5 separate regions of the Homo sapiens genome follow, and regions 2, 3, 4 and 5 are each linked to region 1. Evidence: chromatin loops called from intact Hi-C (ENCODE). Cell type or tissue: mammary epithelial cell. All regions are shown on one strand.

The links. Hi-C counts contacts between places; a loop is a spot of excess contacts. Peaks named below come from ENCODE experiments on the same cell type or tissue, not always from the same donor. Only the 100,000 strongest peaks of a DNase experiment are listed, where the experiment ranks them.
Region 2: a loop joins it to region 1, with 6 times the contacts of the local background. A loop is called at or near these places in 27 of 110 quality-filtered maps.
Region 3: it touches region 1 in a loop (5-fold over the local background); 9 of 110 quality-filtered maps call a loop at or near these places.
Region 4: a loop joins it to region 1, with 10 times the contacts of the local background. A loop is called at or near these places in 21 of 110 quality-filtered maps.
Region 5: it touches region 1 in a loop (8-fold over the local background); 18 of 110 quality-filtered maps call a loop at or near these places.

What each region holds. Positions count from the first base shown.
Region 1 is chr14:66,493,633-66,498,632 of GRCh38, reverse strand. CCDC196 (coiled-coil domain containing 196) reads right to left here. Exons shown (of 10, transcript NM_001351576.1): 9 at 466-524; 10 at 80-280. The coding sequence ends at 161. Among named protein-coding and RNA genes, the nearest start is that of CCDC196, 9.8 kb to the right of the region's middle. In mammary epithelial cell, a CTCF peak has its summit at 2,948 (motif pointing left); a DNase peak (open chromatin) is centred at 2,942; H3K27ac peaks cover 436 bases.
Region 2 is chr14:67,115,607-67,120,606 of GRCh38, reverse strand. The region is part of intron 16 of GPHN (gephyrin); the gene reads right to left. The region is part of intron 2 of LOC105370538 (a long non-coding RNA gene); the gene reads left to right. Among named protein-coding and RNA genes, the nearest start is that of GARIN2, 71 kb to the left of the region's middle. In mammary epithelial cell, a CTCF peak has its summit at 2,194 (motif pointing right); no DNase peak of the experiment used is centred here.
Region 3 is chr14:66,546,754-66,551,753 of GRCh38, reverse strand. All of the region lies in intron 1 of GPHN (gephyrin), which reads right to left. Among named protein-coding and RNA genes, the nearest start is that of GPHN, 41 kb to the right of the region's middle. In mammary epithelial cell, no CTCF peak of the experiment used is centred here; no DNase peak of the experiment used is centred here.
Region 4 is chr14:66,660,176-66,665,175 of GRCh38, reverse strand. All of the region lies in intron 1 of GPHN (gephyrin), which reads right to left. Among named protein-coding and RNA genes, the nearest start is that of GPHN, 150 kb to the right of the region's middle. In mammary epithelial cell, a CTCF peak has its summit at 2,609 (motif pointing right); no DNase peak of the experiment used is centred here.
Region 5 is chr14:67,135,209-67,140,208 of GRCh38, reverse strand. All of the region lies in intron 17 of GPHN (gephyrin), which reads right to left. All of the region lies in intron 2 of LOC105370538 (a long non-coding RNA gene), which reads left to right. Among named protein-coding and RNA genes, the nearest start is that of GARIN2, 52 kb to the left of the region's middle. In mammary epithelial cell, a CTCF peak has its summit at 2,257; no DNase peak of the experiment used is centred here.

The sequences.
Region 1 (5,000 bases):
TTCCATACATGTTTAAGGCCAGACATCCAACATTTCCACCCAGATTGGTCGGGGGAGAGAGGGAAAACAGCACTAAAACAAAGGTGCGAGAGATTTTAATTAACACAAATGGCTGTGCCTAGTCTTTAAATCTGTCCAAAGCAAATGGAGCGAAAGCCTGCTAATTCTTCAGTGCTTCATCTGGCAATGACCTCAGAAAAAAGAGTCTCCCTCCTGTATTATCAAGCTGACTTCCTTTAGTTCCTTGTTGTTCTGTGTAGATCTTTGTTCCCAGAATTCTCTAGACAGGAAAAAACAGAGGAAAAAGGACAGCTAAAATATTGAGTACCCTAGCACCCACTCTGCAAATCCCCTAAAATATTAAATTAGAATATATGTTAAGCAATGCATTCCAAAAATCTATACCCACTATCTATTCAAGCCCTTAAAACGATTTTTTGTTTGTTTAAAGAAAGTAGTTCTCACCACATGGTGTTCATTTCTGCCAGTAGTCACTCTGTCCATAGTTGTAATGCCCATAGTACCTAAGGGGAAACATTAGGAAAATAAGAGCTTCTTTTGAGGGGGAAAAAAAAAAAAAACCACTAGTTTTGTTTTGTTTTGTATCACTGTGGGTATTAGCATTGATGTGAATTTTCTGATTTTTTTTTTTTAGAAAATAACTTTGTCAAACAATATTTCAGAAGTTGGAGTGGCAGACTGTTTTTCTGTTTACAGCTCATGTCCCACAGGGGGAAAAATCATTTAAGAATTATATGCAAGTAAATAAAGAAGTGGAATAATAAGTTATGTGTATATATACATACCCTCAGATAAACCAGATAGATATATTTCACAAAAATGGTCAATTATAGATAGTGGAGAATAAACAAAAGATAAAGGTGAAGATGGGGAAGAGAAAGAGGAAGCAGACAGAATGGTAGGCGTAGGGTGAGAAGGGAGGCAATGAAAAGGAGAAAAAGGGAGAATTATAGGGTGCTAAATACAACCGATAGTGAGTCTGTTCTAAATTAGAGTTGCCAGACTAAAATATGGGACTCCCAGTTAAATTTGAATTTTAATATAAACACCAAATAATTTTTCATATATCTCATGAAATATTTGGGACACACTTATACTAAAAATTATTTGGTGAAATTCAAATTTAATAGGGTATCCCTTTTTATTTGCTAAATATGATAACATTTTCCTAGACATACTGCTGCACTCCTGAGTGTGTGATGCCCACAAATTATGGAATCTGTTGTCACCCATTAAAATAATATTAATAAGGGTACAGTTTATTTTGTCAAGCTTCAAAATTTATATTTAGGAAGAAAAGAATTTTATTCTCCCCCTGAATTTCTGTGAAGTATTAAAGAAGTAAAAGAATGACTTAGTTTAGAAATTAACTTTATAACCTATTAATACCATAAACCTAACTTTGACATTCAAAAGGTTCAGGTTGCCTCAAAGCTTTAAAAAGCCTGTACTTGAAAGCAACAGTACTGCTTATCAAGGACCCGGATTTGAGCTAGCTGTGGTTTTCCGCCCCTGCCCTTCAGCATTTTAGCTTAACACTACTATTTTCCCTTCAGCAGCACCTGCTGAAGTGTAGTTCAGCCATCAGGAAGAATAATACTAAAGTGAAGTAAAGGTTAAAGCCAGGAAGAATGACTTGCTTTCAGAACAGAAGGAGTTAGAGAATAAATAAGGTCTCAAAGAGTATTCATTTCCCATTTCGCTGGGCTTTCATCTGAATTTATAAGTGTAGCATAATACTCACATCCAACGTTCAGGTTTTTCTCAGAAGAGCTCAAGGAAATGCTAAGAGTTGGTGGGGATTGAGGGGAGGAGAGAAAAGCAAAGCTATCAGAATCAAATGTCTTAACACAAGTTATATTATTGCTGAAGATAAACCTCTTCTTTAAACACCAGCAGATATGATGGGAAATTCAGTTGAATTTAGAGATTGCTTAGCACCTGTGCTCTCTAAGATAGGTGACTGCCAAAGTCCACAAACTTGCCTTCTGGACTCTATAGAAGTTAGGGAGGGCCTACAATACACCCTGAATCAAATTATAATTTTACACTGGTGGAAAAGTAAATCCTTTCAAATGTCACCTGTCTCCGGAAAGATCAAAAGTAAAGACTTCATCGTAGGTATAAACAGACTAAGTGAGGCAGCATGCCAAAGAGATAACATGGATGACGGTAATGCCACATCCTGGGCATCAAGGGAATTCACAAGTAGGGATTTGTTGAAGTGTAACAAAATCAGTAATATTAACACAGGATTGTATTTTGCCAGCTACACAGATCATACCACTGCAACTCAGCCAACCAGCACATCGGACAGTGGGAGGAGGAATTCTTGGCTAAGAGTACTGAGGTAAACTCTTCATCTACTTGGAAATGCTTAGAACAGAAAAGCCTGTACCCTGATTTACTGAGAGGTGTGTCCAAAATTATATTCCACCCTTTCTCTAAGACAGGTTTGTGCAATTCAATTCTTTTGAAACTAGAGAAAAAGAAACGCTGTCCTGTAACACTGTTAAGTATACAAACTTCAAATAAGCACCATCTTTTATTTTTTGTTTAGTGCTCATTTTTTCTTTTAGTGCCCCAATCGCCTGATTTATCTGTGGTGGAAGGGAACACTATTCTACAAGGATTGTGGAGGAAGTGGGCAGTGACTGTTTTTTGAAATGGAGATAACTGTAGTACAGGGAGTAAAATACTAGGTAAAAATTATGCAACAGAACACTGAGTTTAACATGGTCTAATCAAGGCTGCCAGTAATACACCTTGGTGCCAAAAGAGCATGTGATAAAACATCAAGAAATTTTTTTCTTTTTTCATTTGATACATGAATGTGGCACCTTTTGTCCTGAGAGTAATAGAAGACCGATCTCTCCCACAGCATTTCATGGTTCCTGAATTACCACTCTGTGGACTTGAAGCCTGGATGTGGTTGGTGCCACCTACTGGGCTAAATGCAGAGTTAACATTTTCTTACTGAACAAATTAACCTTAGGAGTATGCTTCTTCACTGAGAAGATTATACGTTAAACAGATAATAAATTTGGATTCAAATTATAGCGTTTAGATCTAGAAGAGGCATGAAAAGTCACATGCTTTTACACATCCATTTTGTAGCATAGTCTAGGGAATAAGGATTGAATATGGAGCCAAGAAGCCTGGCTTCTCTGAGCTTGTTTCTTGTTCTATAATACCTTTCATAGAGTCACTGTGAGGGTTGCACAAGGTATTAAGTTCTCAGCATGCTCCATGTTAATGTTGTTTGTATTTTTAAAACCTGAAATTAAATGACTTTTCCAAGTCATATAACTGGTGAGCCTCAGAGGAAGGCCTGCAACTCATGTATCTGAGTCTTAAATTCAGTGCTTTTTTCCTTAAATTACAATTTGCCAAAATTTGATGATGAGATGATTTTAGGTGGCAATTGGGATAAATTTCGGTGTTGGGACAAGGCATTAAATACTATAAATCACAGTGAGAAAATTATTGCCTTTTCAATTATTTCAAACTTGATGGCATCAAGGAGAAAGTTGCAGTTTGGTGCTGGCTTTCTTTAAAGTTCTCTATGTCTTTTTTTTTTTTTTTTGATACGAAGTCTCGCTCTGTCACCTAGGCTGGAGTGCAGTGGCGTCATCGCAGCTCACTGTAACCTCTGCCTCCCAGGTTCAAGCGATTCTCCTGCCTCAGCCTCCTGAGTATCTGGGACTATAGGTGTGTGCCACCACACCTGGCTAATTTTCTGTATTTTGTTGTAGAGATGGGGTTTCACCATGTTAACCAGGATTGTCTCAATCTCCTGACCGCGTGATCCACCTGCCTCAGCCTCCCAAAGTGCTGGGATTACAGGCGTGAGCCACCATGCCTGGCCAAAATTCTGTATGTCTTTCTAATCTCACTTCCTAATGGAGATAAAATAGATCTCAGGCTTATGTATTTTTCTAGAACATTAAAATCTTGTTTTTTGTGTATTTATTATTAAGTTTACCTTCTATTGTGGAAAACTCTATTGATTCTTCATTTAAAATAGTAATATAAATTTTATTTTCAAGGAATGCATTTAGGAAACTAAAGAAGTCAATGTAAACAACAAATATTGAATAAATAATAGTCCAGGTGATACACAAAGTTGGAAAATACTACAACACCTACCATTAAGAAATTATTACCAAATAGGTTGGTAATAACCTCTTTACATAATTAGTTTTAAAATCCTTTATGAAGAGAATATTTGTTTGCTTTTAAATAATCAAATACTAGAGGTGAAAAAATAGGCCACATAACCAAAATATAGGACTCCATTAGATTTCAAATCCACTTGGGCTCAAACAAACCTATAGAGTTTGAATACATGTGTTAGAAAATGAAACTGGCCCATAATTAGTGCTAAATGAATGCAGAATCAATTTAACACATTGATCCATTGCCTGTGGCTACATTAATTTGTGGTAACTAAGCCGTATAGTACCCTATCATTTAATTCTCCAGGAACATAAAAGGAAAGGAGAGAAAAGAAGATGTGGATCTGTGGCTGTTCCAATTCAAAGTTGATTCAATGTTTTACATGCAAGGAGAAAAAATATCTCCTGAGACAATCAAGTTGAATGGAACCCTTATTTACTAATTTAGACTTAATTTGATTCTGGAGCTAAAAAGCTTTTGGCTCTTTACCATATAGATCCCTTGAGATGACCTTCAGCTAATTTTGAATGAAGTAAAACAGGGACTTGTCTGTCTTCCTCATAACCCTCTTCTCTTCTGTCTTTTAAATTTGTATCTTAATGATTTAATACTGCTTCTTGTTGCATTCCAGGATTCTTTCCAATTTTATGCTGTCCAATTCTTATTAGAACATAAATTGAAAGAAAAATATGCATAGAATACTGCCTGAAGGATAGTCAGTTCAGTCTTACTAGTTTTCTAAAATTTACCTATGGATCAAGCCAGACCAGAGAGTCTTATGTACCTGAATCAAATCATCT
Region 2 (5,000 bases), 620 kb before region 1:
ACCACGAACTAAGTAAGATTCCTCTGTTATCAGGGTGTTTTCTTTGCTATTTATGTTCCTCTCTGTTATTTTGCTGCAAACAGTTCCAGAAATAACGGAAAATTAGAGATCACTGGAGAACCCATTATTTGTCTGTAAAACTGACATAACGAAAAAATAGCTAGTTAAATGAGGGTGTGGGATTTACAGTGTATTTTAAATAATTTCAAATAAAACAATACAGAATTAAATGGAAGAGTATAAGGCTAAATATACTAGAATAAACTCACAATTTTTCCTTTTAAAACTGAATCTTATTTTCTGTTATACTTCCAGTCATCTTGGGAATGATGTCTGAAATTTATTACAGTTTCAAAAGAAAAAAATATGAGGTAAAACAAAACATAACCCATCATCTCCATATCAAGTCACCAAGTTCAATTTCCCATTTTTGGTATTATCAATGGTACCACTATCTTCCCACCTCTTTTTTTTTTTTTTTGAGATGGAGTCTTATTCTGTTGCACAGGCTGGAATGCAGTGGCGCAATCTCAGCTCACTGCAACCTCCACCCCCTGGGTTCAAGCGATCTTCCTACCACAGCTTCCTATCTGGGACTACAGGCGCACACTACCATGCCTGGCTAATGTTTGCATTTTTAGTAGAGACGGGGGTTTGCCATGTTGGCCAGGCTGGTCTTGAACTCCTGACCCCAAGTGATTCACCTGCCTCAGCCTCCCAAAGTGCTTGGATTAGAGGTGTGAGCCACCATACCTGGCCACTATCTTCCCACTTTTTAAACATTAAACTTTTTTGTTGTTGTTTGTTTTTGTTTTTGAGACAGCATCAAGCTCTTGTTGCCCAGGCTGGAGTGCAATGGCGTGATCTCGGCTCACTGCAACCTCTGCCTCGTGGGTTCAAGCGAGTCTCCTGCCTCAGCCTCCCGAGTAGCTGGGATTACAGGCATGCGCCACCACGCCCGGCTAATTTTGTATTTTTAGTAGAGATGGTGTTTCTCTACTGTTGGTCAGGCTGGTCTCAAACTCCTGACCTCAGGTGATCCGCCCACCTCGGCCTCCCAAAGTGCTGGGATTACAGGCGTGAGCCACTGCGCCTGGCCTAAACATTTAACTTTGTTTTCCCCTTTGTAGCCCACTCTTCCCAAAAGCCTCAATCATTAAGAATATTCTAATCCATCTCTTCCTTGACCCTACATTTTCATTCACTCTTTTACTACCTCCCAAAACAATTCTAGACATTCATTACATTATGTCTGAATTTCTGTGAAAGCCTTATAATTGGCTGCCTTGCCTACAAACTATTTCCTTCTGAGAAATAAAACAGAAACATCAACTTGCAAAACTATACCATTATTTGCATAACAGCTAAACTGTACCAAACCAGGACATGTAACTTGAAATAAATTGTTTTTAACACAAGCTTGTTCAGATCCATATACTTTAAGATAAGATCATGGACAACTTGTTTTAACAGTAGTTCCACATGGATTCATATGCTCTGAAGATAAGACTGACTGTGATCCACCAATTCACCTATTTTACAAATTCCGACCAATCTCTGCTCGGACTTTGCTTAATAACTTCTACCTTAAAACTATCCCATGGCCAACCCTAGTCCTCAAAATCCTATAAATACCCTCATAAAAATCTTATGACTTCCCAGTTGTGAAACACCACTGAGACTCTGTTGAAGGGTAGCAGAATATACTACCCCAAAATATGCCAGCATAACAAATATTTTTTAGCCGAAGGCACTTGAGAAGAAAAATATAAGAAACGCTCTCTGCTTTTCTCCTGTTTGCCTAAAAGTAGGACATAAATTAAGAAAGGTAACTCCCCCCGCGACCCCTGGAGGGATGAATCTTTTTTTTTTTTTGAGACGGAGTCTCGCTCTGTCGCCCTGGCTGTAGTGAGTGCAGTGATGCGATCTCGGCTCACTGCAAGCTCCGCCTCCCGGGTTCACGCCATTCTCCTGCCTCAGCCTCCCGAGTAGCTGGGATTACAGGCCCTCGCCACCACACCCGGCTAATTTTTTTGTATTTTTAGTAGAGTAGGGGTTTCACCGTGTGTTAGCCAAGATGGTCTCAATTTCCTGACCTTGTGATCCACCCGCCTAGGCTTCCCAAAGTGCTTGAATTACAGGCGTGAGCCACCGCGCCTGGCCCGAGGGATAAATCTTTGGACACTTATCAGCCTGCAGATGGCGCCAGAGGAATTTATATATCAAACTTTATTAACTAGCCTTTAATCTATCATTAGTTTCCCATATATTTGCCTTCCCACAAATTGCCGGCCCTAGAGACTCAAGGTCCTTTGTCTCATCACTTCTCTAAGAATGTACTGTTCTTTGCTGAAGATGCTATTTAAGCCAGACTTCTCAGCCATCACTTTAGGAGTTACTAATTTTCCCTTGGGTATGTCCCATATATACACGAGGTATACATGTTAACTAACTTCTCTTTTTTTCTTGTTAATCTATCGTTTATAGAGGTCCCAGGTAAGAACTCACAAGGGTAGAGGAAAAATTATTTTTCCCTCCCCAACATTGTCAAGGTGATGTTTTCTTTTTCTCAGAAACTTTAATATAACCATTTTGTATGATCAACAGGTTTCCCTGGTGGTCTTTGTATTAGGATTTTGGTATTATGAAAATCCTACCAAGACTTAGGCAGGAACTCTTGCCACCAGTTATATTATTGGTTATACTGTATTTCAGTGAGGTCTCTTCTGCCTTTTTGCTTGGGCAGATTCCTTGTCTATGATGCTTAGATTAACTCCAGCCCTTGTTTTGAGGTCTGATCGTTTTTTTGCTGAACTCCCAAAGACAGCTGATATTGTTTTTGTTATAAGGTTTCCAGAATTGTTTGGTTATCTGATTGGATTTATACTAATTTTTGTTTTTCTTAGTAAAGATTTGAAACTGGCCATCCTATCTGTCAGTTGGCCACATTGTTGTGTGCCTATAAGAACTTTTCTTAGTTTTGTCTATGAGAAACTGGCTTTGGGAGAGATTTCCTCTCTACCCATTCTAGCTTGTTAGGTTTCAGGGTTAGCTGCCAGGGGTTCAACCTTTACTGTTGAGGACTTTAGGTACAATATTTAAGTGCTATTTTTCCCTTTTGAATGACCAGTAGCTAATGAATTCATGGGTTCATTTAATAATAAACTTGCACTATCTCCAGGCATAACTCTGGCTTCTGTTTTCTCTTTCACACATTTATCTTTCTAAAAAGCATAATTTCATCAAGGACAACCTGGAATTGCAGTGGTCATTTTGAAGTACTTTTGATATGACTACAATTATTCACTTGAAAGTACTTTTAAAGACTTAATTAATCCTATAGTCTTGATGGAATTATCAAGTGCCCAAGATACTATTTGAACTGGTTGTAATGACTTCCTTTCTTTCTCATGTATTGAAATGGGTTTGCTTGCATTTAAGGCTTTCCCACTCTTTGCAAAGAGAAGGTGATTTGACTTTTATAGTGGTCAGTAACTCTTTACATATTTGTGGTAATCATCTCACTTTCTTTCTCTGTCTTCTAGAAAACTTAATCTATTAATTGATCAAAACTCAATTCTTGTTATTATGGATACACCCAGATAGTTCAGATACATAGGTCTAACACAAAAAGAGGGAGAAAAGTCAATGAGCTCTCATGAAGAATGTTCCTGTTGCAAATAGCTTTTAACACAACTCTGGGGAAAAAAAGGTTTAACTGATCGTTAAGCTAATTGCCTGGCTTACTAGGTTACAAGATAAGAAGGGAAGAGAAACATTTAGATCTTTTAAACAATTTAAGGAGTCTTTAAGAATTTGGTTTAGAAATACAGAGGTTTACAAATTGTATTAGAAAATAATTAATATAATATTTCCATTAAGATGACTCTGGACAGATTTGATTGGCTTAAAACCTGTCCTGTGAAGTGGCTATGGTAGCATAAGCCTGTAGTCTCAGCTACTTGGGAAGCTGAGGTGGGAGGATCACTTGAGCTTAGGAGTTTAAGGCCAGTCTGGGCAAAATGGCGAGACTCTTTCTTTCTTTTTTGGATTATGAATGAGTTTTCTTTTTCTATTTTTTAAACATTTTTCATTTCAATAGATTTTTGGGGAACAGGTGGTATCTGGTTACATGAATAATTTATTTAGTGGTAATTAGTGAGATTTTGGTGCACCCATCTCCTAAGCAGTCCTGCCCTGCCCTCCCCTCCTTTCCTTGTTTCTTTTCTTTTCTCTCTTTTCTTTTTGCTTCCCCTTCCCCTTTTTCTTTTCCTTCTGTTTCTTTCTTTCTTTTTCTTTCTTTCTTTCTTTTTCTTTTCTTTCTTTCTTTTTCTTTTCTTTCTTTGTCTCACTCTGTTTCCCAGGCTGTAGTACAGTGGAATGGTCATTGCGCACTGTAACCTCTGCCTCAGCCTCCTGAGTAGCAGACACTACAGGGGCATAGCATCATGCCTGGCTTGTATTTTTTGTAGAGACAGGGTTTTGCCATGTTGCCCAGGCTGGTCTCAAACTCCTAGCCTCAAGTGATCTACCCATCTCGGCCTCCCAAAGTGCTGGGATTACAGACATGAATCACCACAGGTTGCATATCTAAATTTTAATATGCACAGTTTGTTGAAATCAACGAATACAGAAATCAGCTATTCCATGTTAGCTATAGTTGATAACTCTATATCCCCAATTTTGAAATAATTTGCTGGTCCTTAACAAGCTCATACAGTAATAAAATACTGGGGCAAGTTTTAGAGTATACATAGACATCTTGTACGGCACTCTTTGGGTTGCCAAGGCAACTGTCCTGCTTACCAATATGTCATATGAGATTCAAGAAGTGGACATATGTGAAACCATATATATCTTTTTTTTTTTTTTGAGATGGAGTCTCTCTCTCTCACCCAGGCTGGAGTGCCGTGGCACGATCTCAGCTCACTGCAACCTCCGCCTCCCGGGTTCAAGCAATTCTTCTGCCTCAGCCTCCCAAGTAGTTGTGACTACAGGCA
Region 3 (5,000 bases), 53 kb before region 1:
ACATGCCTGCTTCCCCTTCATCTTCCGCCATGACTGAAATTTTCCTGAAGCCTCACCAGCTATGCTTCCTGTACAGCCTGTGGAGCACTGAGCCAATTAAACCTCTTTTCTTTATCAATTACCCAGTCCCAAGAACTTCTTTATAGCCGTGCAAGAATGGACTAATACAGGTGTCTAGAGGATAACCAAGTCAAAAAGTGAATGGAGAACACAATGTGAATATCCGAAGAGCAACAAACTTTCTAGCTCAAGACTTAGATATAGGAGGCAGTATCAAGTATAGGAAAGGTTACCTCAAAATGACATCTAGAGTAAAATGGGCTAAGGACCAGGGATGAACTACAAAAAACACAGATATTTAAGACCACACAGAGGAAGAAAAATTCTGTAGAGAATGAGTGGCTACAAAGATCAGTGATAAACAAGGAAAGAGTAGTGTTACTGAAAGACAGGGTAAAGGAATTTTAAAGACCAACTGGCTGCTTTTCCAGTGCATATAAATGTTTGTTTATACAATACTGTATTCTATTAAGAGTGCAAAAGCATTATATCTAAAAACACAATGCACATACCTTAATTTAAAAATACCTTACTGCTGGCCGGGCGTGGTGGCTCACGCCTGTAATCCCAGCACTTTGGGAGGCCGAGATGGGTGGATCACAAGGTCAGGAGATCGAGACCATCCTGGCTAACACGGTGAAACTCCATCCCTACTAAAAAATACAAAAAATTAGCCAGGCGTGGTGGCGGGCACCTGTAGTCCCAGCTACTCGGGAGGCTGAGGCAAGAGAATGGCGTGAACCCAGGAGGTGGAGCTTGCAGTGAGCCGAGATCGTGCCACTGCACTCCAGCCTGGGCGACAGAGTGAGACTCCGTCTCAAAAAAAAACAACAACAACAAAAAAAAACCTTACTGCTAAAAAAATGCTAACCATCCTCCAAGCCATCAGTGAATCATAATCTTTTTGCTGGTGGAGAGTCTTGCCTCAATGTATATAGCTGCTGACTGATCAGGGTGGTGGCTGCTGAAGGTTGGGGTGGCTGTGGCAATTTCTTAAAATAAAACCACAATGAAGTTGCTGCATCAGTTGACTCTTCTTTTTACAAAATATTTATCTGTAGCAGGCAATGCTGTTTGATAGAATTTTACTGACAGAAGAACTTCTTTCAAAATTGCTGTCAATCCTCTCAAACCCTGCTACTGCTTTATCAACTAAGTTCATGTAATAATTAAAACCCTTTGTTGTCACTTCAACAATGTCTATAGCATTATCACCAGGAGTAGATTCCATCTCAAGAAACCACTTTCTTTACTTATCCATAAGAAGCAACTCTTCATCCATTCCAGTTTTATCATGAGACTGCAGCAATTCAGTCACATCTTCAGGCTCCATCTCTAATTCTAGTTCTCTTGCTATTTCCACCACATCCATCAGTGAAGTCTTGATGGGTGGATTCAACTTCTTCCAAATTACTGTTAATGTTGACATTTTGACCTCCTCGCATGAATCATGATTGTTCTGAATGGTATCAAGAATGCTGAATTCCTTCCGGAAGGTTTTTCACTTACTTTGCTCAGATCCATCAAAGGAATTACTATCTATGGTAGCTATATAGCCTTTCAAAATGTATTTCTTAATATGAATTGAAAGCTGAAATTACTCCTTGATCCATGGGCTGCAAAATGGATGTTGGGTTAGCAGGCATGAAAACATTAATCTCCTTGTATATCTCTATCTGAGCTCTTGGGTGACTAGGTACATTATCAATAAGTAGTAATACTTTGAAATAAAGCTTTCTTTCTGAGCAGTAGGTATCAATAATAGGCTTAAAATATTTAGTAAACCATGCCGTAAACAAATGTGCCATCATTCAGGCTTTGTTGTTCCCTTTATACAGCACAGGCAGAATGACTTAGCATCATTTTTAATGGCACAGGATTTCAGAATAGGAAATAAGCACTGGCTTCAACTTAAAGTCACTAGCTCCATTAACCCCTAATGAGAGACTCAGCATGTCCTTTGAAGCTTTTTTTTCCTGTCTAGCTATGAAGACACTAGATGGCATCTTCTTTCAATATATAAGGCTGCTTCATCTATATTGAAAATCTGTAGTTTCGTAGCCACCTTAATCAATGATCTTAACTAGATTTTCTATATAATTTGCTGCAAGTATCACATCAACACTTTCTGCTTCACTTTGCATTTTCATGTAATGGAAATGGCTTCTTTTCTTATACCTCACGAATCAACCTCTAGCCAGCTCCCAATGTTTCTCCTGCAATTTCCATACCACTCTTGACCTTCACAGAATTGAGAAGAGTTAGAACCTTGCTCTGGATTAAGCTTTGGCTTAACAAAATGTTGTGGCTTGTTTGATCTTCTATCCAGGCTACTCAAACTTTCTTCATATCAGCGATATGGCTGTTTTGCTTTCTTATCATTTGTGTATTCACTGGAGTAGCACTTTATATTTCCTTCAATAATTTTTCCAGGTGACAAAATAATCTGTTCACCAACCCCCTGTGACACACAACTTACCAATATAATGAATCTGTACATGTACCCCAAAACTAAAATAAAAGTTAAGAAAAAAACTTTAGACACATTCTAATGTAAAAATTTTTCTCTATAATCATACCATGGAAGTATATGATAACTTTTATTTATATATAAATTAACACATAATACATATATTTAGATACATTATCCTTAGAGATATAGTATAAAAAGTGAAACCAATAAAATGAGAGCACGTAAAAAGTCAGAAATGGTAGGAATACAGATGCTACCATTTGTATTTCCATAAATTTAACTGAAATATGAAAATTTGTTATTTTCTCTTAGATCCTCAGAAGTATAATATACAAATCTCTCAGAATAAATGTTCTCTGCTATTTTTTAAAATAATTTTTCCTTTGTATTCACAACTTGGCTATTTGGCACAAGAGGCCTACCTTTCCACCTGTCTCAGTTTTTAGTATTCCTTCCTCACTAAGCTTAACCATTTCTAGCTTTTGATTTAATCTGAGGGATGTGTCTCACATTAAATCAGGATCTCTAGATCTTGAACACCTAGAGGCCACTGTAGGATTATTATCTGGCCTAATTTCAATACTCAGGGAATATTTTGTATCTCAGGGAATAGGGAAGCCTGAGGAGACAGCGAGAGAGATGGGGAAACTGCTCGTCGGTGGAAGAGTCAGAATTCACATATTATGTTCACCATATTATATGGACACAGTTCATGGCTCCCCAAAACAATTACAATAGTAGGCTGGGTGCAATGGCTCACGCCTGTAATCCCAGCACTTTGGGAGGCTGAGGCAGGTGGATCATCTGAGGTCAGGAGTTCGAAACCAGCCTGGCCAACATGGTGAAACCCCATCTCTACTAAAAATACAAAAATTAGCCAGGCATGGTAGTGGGCGCCCGTAATCCCAGCTACATGGGAGGCTGAGGCAGAAGAATCTCTTGAACCTGGGAGGAAGAGGTTGCAGTGAGCCGAGATCGTGCCATTGCACTCCAGACTGGGCGACAGAGCGAGACTCCATCTCAAAAAAAAAAAAAAAAAAAATTACAATAGTAACATCAAAAATCACTGATCACAGATCACCATAACAGATATGATAATGAAAAAGGCTGAAATACTAGGAGAATTACAAAAACATGACACAGAAACACGAAGTGAGTACACGTTGTTAAAAAAAAAATGATACCAACAAGTCTGCTGGATAAAAGGTTGCCACAAACCTTCAATTTGTGAAAAATGCAATATCCATGAGGTGAACTAAAACAAAGTATGCCTGTATTATTACTTGCTATCCTATGATGGAATAATAATACCAACAACACAATGTTTTATGGCACTTTTATATTTATTATCTCATTTTTAAGTATCATAACCATCACCCTGTGAAAGGTTATCAGGATCAGAGAAAGGATATGATGTATGGTATGCACACCAGTACATGAACCCAGCATAAATGCCTCAGAACATTGTTTCGTTATTGTTGTTGTTGTCCTGTTTCCTTGTCTTACCAGAATGAACACGAAATTTGTCTGTTAAGACGAACTGATACTTACTGTTTGACCTTGTACAGGATATATCACCACACCGAGCCTCAGCTTCCCATTATAATACTGGCATAACAAAAGAGTTTTATAAGAATAAAACAACAACAGAAAAAGCTTTATAAAACCTAAAGGGCTATACTTTTTCAAATACCTTGTCCTTGCCAAAACTTGTCTATTTCTGATTCACTGTGTAACTATATTTTCTCCCCTTGGCCCATGCGTCATATGACAATACCAGATTTTGCTCAGCATTCTGAACTAAACCTCTAGTTTTCAGACTCTTTTACTTATTTTAATCAATAGAAAAGACCTGCTATGTTTGGAAAGATCGATTCCACAAAACAAATGGAAAACAATCATCCAAAAATTTGTTAAGCATCAACTATATACCAGAAACTGTGAATCAGAAAATAACATATGGTGAAAAATATGAGACCTACTAAACTGAAAGATCATTAAAAGCTGAAGTCTAACCAATTTTTCACCCATCTACAAAAAGCTAAGATTTCTTTTCCCTTCCTCCTGCTTTAATTCTAATTCTTCCCACCACCTCTGTTGGATAGAGGAAGAAGGCAAAAAGAAGCATGAGGGAAAAGCTGGATTCAGCCACAAAGGCTCCACCAAGAACACTGGAATAAAACAAGCTATCTAGAAATCTACAGCACTCTGTACACTTCCAGATATCCCAAGTAATTAAGAAATAGAGAAAGAAAAAGAGCAAATTTACTGAACATGTACAAAATGTCAGTCATTGTTTGAGGCCCATACAAGTACATTATCACATTTAATATCTATTCAATCTTGAAAGGCTTGCATTCAGAGGCTGAAGTGAAGTTACAAAGGTTACACGCGGCCCTCTCCCTCCCCCTCCCCCTCCCCCTCTCCCTCTCCCCACGGTCTCCCTCTCCCTCTCTTTCCACGGTCT
Region 4 (5,000 bases), 170 kb before region 1:
TGTATCTCTGCAAAGTTTTGGTGTCAGGATGATGTTAGCCTCATAGAATGAGTTAGGGAGGAGTTTCTCCTCTTCAATTTGTTGGAATAGTTTCAGTAGGAATGGTACCAGCTCTTCTTTGTACATTTGGTAGAATTCAGCTGTGAAGCCGTCTGGTCCTGGGCTTTTTTTTTTTTTTTTTTTTTTGGTTGGTAGGCTATTTATTGCTGCCTCAATTTCAGAACTTGTTATTGGTCTGTTCAGGGATTCAATTTCTTCCTGGTTCACTTTTGGTAGGGTGTATATGTCCAGGAATTTATCCATTTATTCTAGATTTTCTAGTTGATACAGATAGAGGTGTTTATAATATTCTCTGATGGTTGCTTGTATTCCTGTGGGGACAATCGTAATATCCACCTTATCATTTCTGATTGTGTTTATTTGATTCTCTCTTCATGAGTCTATCTAGTGGCCTATTTTATTAATCTTTTCAAAAAAACAACTCCTGGATTTACTGATGTTTTTAATGGCTTTTCTTGTCTCTACCTCCTTCAGTTCAGCTCTGATTCTGGTTATTTCTTGTCTTCTTCTAGCTTTGGGATTTGTTTGATTTTGATTTTCTAGTTCTTTTCATTGTGACATTAGGTTGTTAACTTGAGATCTTGCTAGCTTTCTGATGTGGGCATTTACTGCTATAGATTTCCTTCTTAACACTACTTTAGCTGTGTCCCTGAGAATCTGGTACATTGTATCTTTGTCCTTATTAGTTTGAAAGAACTTGATTTCCATCTTAATTTCATTATTTACCCAAAAGTCATTCAGGGGCAGGTTATTTAATTTTCATGCAATCGTGTGGTTTTGAGTGAATTTCTTCAGACTTTAGTTCTAATTTGATTGTGCTCTGGTCCAAGAGACTGTTGGTTATGATTTCAGTTCTTTTGTATTTGCTGAGCTGAGCAGTGTTTTACTTCCGATTATGTGATCTTTTTTAGAGTAAGTGCCACATGGTGATGAGAAGAATGTATAGTCTGTTGTTTTTGAGTGGAGAGTTCTGTAGATATATATCAGGTCCATTTAATCCAGATCTGAGTTCAGATCCTGAATATCTTTGTTAATTTTCTGTCTCAGTCTGTCTAATATTGTCAGTGCGGTGTTAAAGTCTCCCACTATTATTGTGTGGGAGTCTAAGTCTCTTTGAAGGTCTCTAATAACTTGGTTTATGAATCTGGGTGCTCCAGTGTTGGGTGCATATATATTTACGATAGCTAGTTCTTCTTGTTGAATTGAACCCTTTACCATTATGTAATGCCCTTCTTCTTTGTCTTTATTGATCTTTGTTGGTTAAAGTCTGTTTTGTCAGAACAGGATTGCAACCCCTGCTTTTTTCTGTTTTCCATTTGCTTTGTAAATTTTCCTCCATCCTTTTTTGAGCCTATGTGTGTCATTCCACATGAGATGGGTCTCTTGAAGACAGCAGACCATTGGGTCTTGTTTCTTTATCCAGCTGGCCACTCTGTGTCTTTTAATTGGGGCATTTATCCCATTTTCATTTGAGGTTAGTATTGTTATGTGCAGATTTGATCCTGTCATTATGATGTTAGCTGGTTATTTTGGAGACTTGTTTAAAATAACTTGTGGTTACTTTATAGTGTCATTTGTCTGTGTACTCCAGTGTGCTTTTGTAGTGGCTGGTAACGATTTTTCCTTTCCATATTTAGTGCTTCTTTTGGGAGCTATTGTAAGGCAGGTGTGGTGGTAACAAATTTCCTCAACATTTGCTTGTCTGGAAAGTATCTTATTTCTCCTTTGCTTATGAAGCTTAGATTGGGCACATATGAAATTCTGGGCTGGAATTTTTCTTTTTTCAGCATGTTGAATATTGGCCTCCAATCTCTTCTGACATGTAGGGTTTCCGCTGAGAGGTCTGCTGTTAGTCAGATGGTCTTCCCTTTGTAGGTTGCCTGGCCTTTCTCTCTGGCTGTCCTTAACATTTTTTCTTTCATTTTGACCTTGGAGAATCTGATGATTATGTGTCTTGGGGATGATCTTCTTGTGGAATATTTTACAGGGGTTCTCCCATTTCCTGAAATCGAATGTTGGTCTGTCTAGCTAGGTTGGGGAAGTCCTCATGGAAGATATCCTGAAATATATTTTCCAAGTTGGTTCCATTCTTCTCATCTCTTTCAGGTACACCAATCAGTCATATATTCAGTCTCTTTACATAATCTCATATTTCTCAGAGGTTTTGTCCATTCTTTTTCATTCTTTTTTCTCTATTCCTGTATGCCTGTCTTATTTCAGAAAGACAGTCTTCAAGCTCTGGGATTCTTTCCTCCACTTGGTCTATTCTGCTATTAATACTTGGAATTACATTATGAACTTCTTCTGTTGTTTTCTTCAGCGCTATCAGGTTGCTTACGTTATTCTCCATACTGGCTATTTTACCTTGTCAGTTGCTGAAATGTTTTATCATGATCTGTAGCTTCCTGCATTGAGTTAGAAGGTGCAGCTGTAGCAGAATGAACATCAATTTTATCCACATTCCGAAGTCTACTTCTGTCATTTCGGCCATCTCAGCCTCTGCCCAATTCCAAACCCTTGCTGGAGAGGTGATGTGGTCATCTGAACAGAAGAGGGCACTGTGGCTTTTTGAGTTTTCAGCGTTCTTGTGCTGATTCTTTATCTTTGTGGGCACATCTACCTTCAATCTTTGAGGCTGATCTTTGGATTTTTTTTTTTTCCTTTTTACAGTCTGGCCACTTTTCACAGGGCTGCTGTGGTTTGCTGGGCATCTGCTCTAGTCCCTAGTCGCCTTAGGTTTTCCAGTACCTGAGGGTATCACCAGTGAAGGCTGCAAAACTGCAAAGATGGCAGCCTGCCCCTTCCTCTGGGAGCTCTGTCCCAGAGGGGTACAGACCTGGTTGCTGGCCCAAACAACCAGGTGGTAGGTGGTGGCTGGAGACACTGGTTGGGAGGTGTCACCCAGTCAGGAAGAGTGGGATCAGGGATCTGCTTAAAGAAGCAGTCTAGCCACACTTTTATAAAGCAGCTGTGCTGTGTGGGTGTACCACTTCTGCCCCTAGTTAGCTTGGGCTCTCCAAAGTCTGTAAACTACGGAAGTTGCTGAGACAGAAAAAATGGCAGCCCACTCCTCCCTCTAGGAGCTCTGTCCCAGGAAGTTTTCAAACCTCTTAGCCACAGAACATCCATGGGAGTGACTGGAGGACACAGTTGGGAAGTCCCGCCCTGCAAGGAGGAATAGATCGGGGACTGCTTAAGGAAGCAGGATGGCCATGGTTTCATAGAGCAGCTGTGCCGTGCTGGGGTACTGCTTCTGCCCTGGTGGGCGTGGGCTCTCCAAAGCCCACAGGACAGAATGCTGAGTTGCCCAAACAGCAACGATGGCGCCCGCCCACCTCCCCCTCGAACTCAGTCCCAGGGTGAAATCAAAACATTGTGAACCAGAGAATACAAGTGAGGGTGGCTGGAGGGTCCAGTCGGGAGGTCCTGCTCAGAGATGAAGAACGGATCAGGGTTCTGCTTAAAGAAGTAGTCGGCCATGTTGTATTAGAGCAGCTGTGTTGTGTTGGGGGATCCCTTCTGCCCTGGTCGGTTTGGACTCTCCAAAGCCCACAGGCTGGAAAGGTTGAGCTGTCCAAACAGCAGAGATGGTAGCCTGCCCCTCCCCGCAGGCACTCAGTCCCAAAGAGAAATCAAAACTCTGTCAGTTGGGAGGTAACACCCAAGAAGAGGATTTGGATTGAGGGTCCCTCTTAAAGAAGCAGTCTGGCCACATTTTGGTAGAGCAGCTTTGCTGTGCTAGGTGATCCCTTCCATGCCCAGTTGGTTTGGACTCGCCTAAGCCCACAGGCTGGAATGGCTGAGTTATCCAAGCAGCAAAGATGGTAGTCTGCCCCTCCCGCCAGCAACTCTGTTTTGTCCCAGGTAGGTACAACTCTGTTGCTGGGGGCTGGCTGAAATTCCAAGCCAGTGGGTCTTATCCTGTGAGAAGCTGTGGAAATGGGGCCCACAGATCAATGCTTCTTAGCCCCCTGGATTCAGATCCCTTCCTAGGGGTAAATATGGATGTCCAAGCTCCCGCCCTGCCTAAGTTGCAATCACCTTTGTTAGGGATACTAGAGCCAGAGTATGTAAAGTTCCCGGGTCTCCATGCATGCCTGAGCAGCTTTTCTGTTGAGACTATACACAGTTCTGTGTGTCAGACCGAAGGCCCTGGTGGAATGGATTCACAAGGGGATCTCCTGACCGGACTTGTAAAGATCTGTGGGAGGGGCATGGTTTCCCAGGGTCACATATTCACTCACTGCTTCCCTGGGCAGGGGTAGGTTCTCTTGTATCCATGTTGCTCCCAGGTAAGCTGTTGCCCTGCCCTGCCCTGTCCTGCTCTTCTCCATTCTCTGTGGGTTGAGTTGTTTCCCTGATCAGTCCCAATGCAAGTACCTGGATGTTTCAGTTAAAGGTGCTGCATTTACTCGTCCCTTTCGTTCCTCTCTGTAAGAGCCACACACCATAGCTGCTTTTAGTTGGCCATCTTGGCGCCCCACTGGAAGTACTTTTTGAAGTGCTTAAATAAAAGAACTGTGAACCCACATCCTATATCCAGTAAAAATACTCTTCAGACATGAAAAAAAAAATTACGACATTCTTTGATGAAGAAAAACTAAGAAAACTTTTTACCAGCATACCAACCCTAATATAATGGTCAATGAAAGATTTCTAAACATAAAGTAAGCAAAAAAATAAGAACTCTTGGAACATCAGGAAGAAAAACATTATAATAGTAGGCAAATATATGGGTAAATACAACAGACAAAATTCTCATCTTGGGCTTTTATGTTTGAATGCTGAAGCAAAAACTGTAACATTGTCTAATGTGAGTCTATATGTATGTACAAAATATTTCAGGAAACTATTATAGACTCTCACAGACTCACTGTCTAATGTGAGTCTATATGTACGTACAAGAAATATTTCAGGCAATTGTATTGAGAGGGTAATGA
Region 5 (5,000 bases), 640 kb before region 1:
TTTCACCATGTTGGCCAGGCTGGCCTTGAACTCCTGACCTCAGGTGATCTGCTCGCCTTGGCCTCCCAAAGTGTTGGGATTACAGGTGTGAGCCGCCGTGCCAGCCTTACTCATTATTTTCATGTTATCTGGGAAACATGTTTTTTTCCTATTTTGTGAAACCTCAGAGACATCAATTCTCTACATGAAATTTTCTAATTTGCAGAAATCAGCTGAAAGGGATTTTGTTCCAAATCCTTACTGAAATTTATCATGTTTCAAAGAATATGCTCAATGATACTTTGTACTCTGTGGGTAGTATATTCACAAAATCATTGAATCTCAAAGTTGTAAATGTTATCTTGTCCATTGTCACTGCTGGGCCAGTTATTTGGGTCCTGCCATACTCTATCCCCCTTTGCTACTCTCTGTAACTCTCCTTTCTGTTGTACGCTTCTGGCTTCTGGAGATTTGATCAGACATCCTGCCTTACTAGAGAGACAGGTACCAACATATGACAACAGCCAGGGGATCTATAACTTCATTTATGTTGCATGCTATAATCTCTCAACAAATCTGTATGCTAGACTGAAAAGGTATTACTATGCTCATTTTAAGAAAAGGCAAGTTATATTCAGAGAGGCAAAGTGTAGATAGAGCAGTAAATGGCAGAGCCAGGACTACAAACTCTGGCTTCTTATTAAATGCTTGTTCCACTCCCTGCCTAATCAGAAGTGATTGTGTAGTTTTTTAAAGGCATGTAATATACCATAAAAGAAAGAGTCTAATGAGAACGGACCCTTGTCCAGAATCATCAGAAAGAGAGGATGCTGGCCAAGTGCGGTGGCACACCTGTAGTCTCAGCTACCTGAGAGGCTGATGTGAGAGGATTGCTTGAGCCCCGGAGTTCAAGACTGCAGCGAGCTATTATCACATCTGTGAATAGCCACTGCATTCTAGCCTGGGTGATGTAGTGAGACCTAGTCTCTCTCTCTCTTTTTTTTTTTGAGATGGAGTATTGCTTTGTTGACCAGGCTGGAGTGTAGTGGCGCGATCTCGGCTCACTGCAACCTCCGCCTCCTGGGTTCAAGCAACTCTCCTGTCTCAGCCTCTCAAGCATCTGGGATTACAAATGTCCGCCACCATGGCTGGCTAATGTTTTGTATTTTTAGTAGAGATGGGTTTCACCATGTTTGCCAGGCTAGTCTTGAACTCCTGACCTCAAGTGATCCGCCCACCTTGGCCTCCCAAAGTGCTGGGATTACAGGCATGAGCCACCGTGCCTGGCCCTAGACCTAGTCTCTTAATAATTTAAAAAAAAAAAAAAAAAAAAAAAAAAAAAGGAGAGGATGCTGTGGCAAGAGGTATGGATTTGTCTGAGGTAACCAGCAGAAAACTGCATGTGTGAACATTTTACTATCACTCTGTGGAATGAAATGAACATGATTCAGAATCCCATGTTCAGATGAAAACTATGATTTTGGTTAACCATAGCTTAAGGGCCTATTCACATCATAAATTTGCTTTCTTTTTTATGATTCATGCTATATTTTAAATTATAAAACATTTCCAACATAACAGTATAACAAACACCCATGTATCCATCGCTCAGATTTGACAAATGCTAATATTTTCCAATATTTACTTCATATTCCTTCCCCCAGACTCTTCATTTTTAACATATAAAAACTGAGTTTTCTTTCTAAAACTCAAAGATTACTCTGAATAGTGATAAGAGGAAATAGGTAACAAGGGTTATAATCATGAATAATATAATAGAGAGAAAACAGTTCATGATTTTCTCAGTTTTCTCACATAAAGCAAGCAGGGTATATTAATTTTCTCAATGATAGGAGGCTAAAACTACAAAACATTATAATCTGACCTTATATTTAAGACAGAACTTCCCACATATAAGATCAATTAATATCCAAGAAATATAATTAATGACAATACTAATGTTTTTAAAAAATACATTTTCACACCTATGTGTTAATCTCACAACTCTGTGAGGAAGGCAGTACAAAAGAGGACACTGAGGTTCACATAGGTAGTATTAGGTTCAAACTCATCCTGTGTTTTCTCTATTCTTCTTCTAAATATAGTAATATTTGCATTATGAAAGACACTTTGTTACACATAAAACACCTTCAGATAAAAGCTATTTATCAGCATTTATATAAATATATAAATCTTATTTGTATATACCAAATACTGATAGAAACAAAATTTGTACTTCTAAAATTTGACTTATTCTCACCACTGCCACTAGAGGGGCTATTGGATTAAGCAGATTAAGTTTTCTAGGTATATATCAGTAGTTTCCCTTTTCACAAAGAGTGGCATATCTTAAAGGGATATCATGATATCACTTAAATCTTTCTTCATTAACAACTGCAGTTTTAATTTAATTTGGATGGTGCTTAGCCATTCCTTTAAAGATAAATCTCTTTTTTTCTTTTTTTGAGACAGGGTCTCACTCTATCACCCAGGCTGGAGTGCAGTGGTGTGATCACAGCTCACTGCAGCCTCCACATACCAGGCTAAAGCGATCCTCCCACCTCAGCCTCCTGAGTAGCTGGGACCACAAGAGTGCGCCACCACACCTGGATAATATTTTTTGTGTTTTTTGTAGACAGGGTTTCACCATGTTGCCCAGGCTAGTCTTGAACTCCTGGGCTCAAGAGATCTGCCCGCCTCAGCCTCCAAAAGTGCTGGGATTACAGGCATGAGCCACTGCACCTGGCCGAAAAATAATTCTTTTTTTCTTTTTTAAGACAGAGTCAGCCAGGCGTGGTGGCTCATGCCTGTAATCCTAGCACTTTGGGAGGCCAAGGCAGGTGGATCACGAGGTCAGGAGATCGGGACCATTCTGGTTAACATGGTGAAACCCTGTCTCTACTAAAAATACAAAAAATTAGCCGGGCGTGGTGGCGGGCACCTGTAGTCCCAGCTACTCGGGAGGCTGAGGCAGGAGAATGGCATGAACCTGGGAGGTGGAGCCTGCAGTGAGCAGAGATCGTGCCACTGCACTCCAGCCTGGGTGACAGTGCAAGAATCCTTCTCAAAAAAAAAAGACAGATTCTTGCTCTGTCACCCAGGCTGGAGTGCATGGCGCTACCTCTACTCACTGCAACCTCTGCCTCCTGGCTTTAAGTGATTCCCGTGCCTTAGCCACCCAAGTAGCTGGGATTACAAGTGTGTGCCACCATGCTTGGCAATTTTTTGTATTTTTAGTAGAGTTTTGCCATGTTGGCCAGGCTGGTCTTGAACTCCTGGCCTCCCAAAGCGCTGGGATTATAGGCATGAGCCACTGCGCCTAGCCAAAAATAATTCTAATACTAACATGAATCTTGATTTACTAACACTTCCCATTCATTTTCATTTGAATAATTAAATACCTAACCATTGTTCTCTTAGAGTACCAATATTACATGAAAACATTCTGTAAGACAATTGCTTTAATGCTAAGAATGTATGTACTAGGCAACAGAAGATAAAGCCATTAATTGAAGACCTGAGTGTCACAAAGTCTAGAATCCTGTTTTATCTCTACTGCTAACTACCTAGATGATCCTGAAAAACTAGTATCATTTTTTTGGGGAAGGGGGTATTATTCTCTTTATCTATAAAATGAGGACATTTGGAGTATGTCTTTTTCATCTCTAACATTCACTGATTCTAAGAATTTGTGGTTGGTTGGGATCCAGATCAAGGGCAAAGCTATAAATTTTTTTAGGTTGACCCAGAAGTCTGAAGTCTACTTGAAAAAATACTAAGACTGCCCTATCCTTTAAAGGCTGGGAAAGTCCAGCCTTCACAACAAAACCGTCCAGGAAGCACAGAGGCTTGGACTGTTTATTTTTTGTACTTTAATAGAAGACTAGCAGCTTGCCATTTTGTGCTTTGCTAATTCAGGAATTGACACTTCTCTTCCTTTTGCCACTCATGATCCTCTTTCCCACTGTAACTCCATTCTCACCAGGCCCAAAGTACCCTAGCAGCTTCCAGAACCCTTAGGGTGAATCGAACTTTCAGTAGGGAGAGGAAAATACCAGCAACCTAAGTAACAACCAACTGGAGAGTGGAAGAATGAGCATAATATTTAGGATACCTAGAGAAATAAAACTTCTGGGGCAATAGATAATTTTAATAACAATAATAAGCAATTAAAACACTAATACAGATTCAATTATGACATTAACACTGTGTTCTGGAACAAAATATGTGATTTTCAAATTTTAAGATTTAGTAGATGAAGGTAATTACAGTCCTTGTCAAAAATTCAATTAGTTGCTTGGAAGATCAAGTGGTAGAAATATCTCCAAGGATTGTGCAAAAGTGCAAAAGATAGAAGTCATGCAGAAAATAATAAGAAGACAGAGCAAGAGACTGACATACTACCAATAGGAATTCCATAAGGAAATAAAGGAAGAGATAGGGGGGAAAAGAGGAAAATTTTATTTATTTGAGAAGAGTTGGACTTGGAAATTGAAAAGGTTTACTAAGTTCCAGCCAAGATTGATTTAAAAAAAAAAGCAAAACAAAAACATAAACCTAAATATGTCCTGGTACAATTTTGGAATTTCAAAAATAAACAGAAAATCTTACAAGCTACCAAATATTTAATAGGAAGATTGGGTTACTAACAAAGGAAAAAGTAATATTGGCTTTGGACTTCTTACCTACAATACCAAAAACTAGAAAATAGTAAATTAACATCAACATATCTCTTCAAGCCATACAACCCTCAAATCTTACATCCAGTCATTCACTAATCAAAATGGAAGAATGATACTTGTTAGAATGCAAAGATTCAGATGACAAATCACCAAGTAATGTTCTGGAAAAATGACTGTAAATGAAAAAATGATTCAGAACATAGACTTCAAGGTAGGGGAAGTTGGAGGAGAGAAAACAGTAGTGAAACACACACACACAGTCCTTTATAAAAAATATAGCTAAATCTAGGCTGGGCATGGTGTCTCACACCTATAATCCCAGCACTTTGGGAGGCCAAG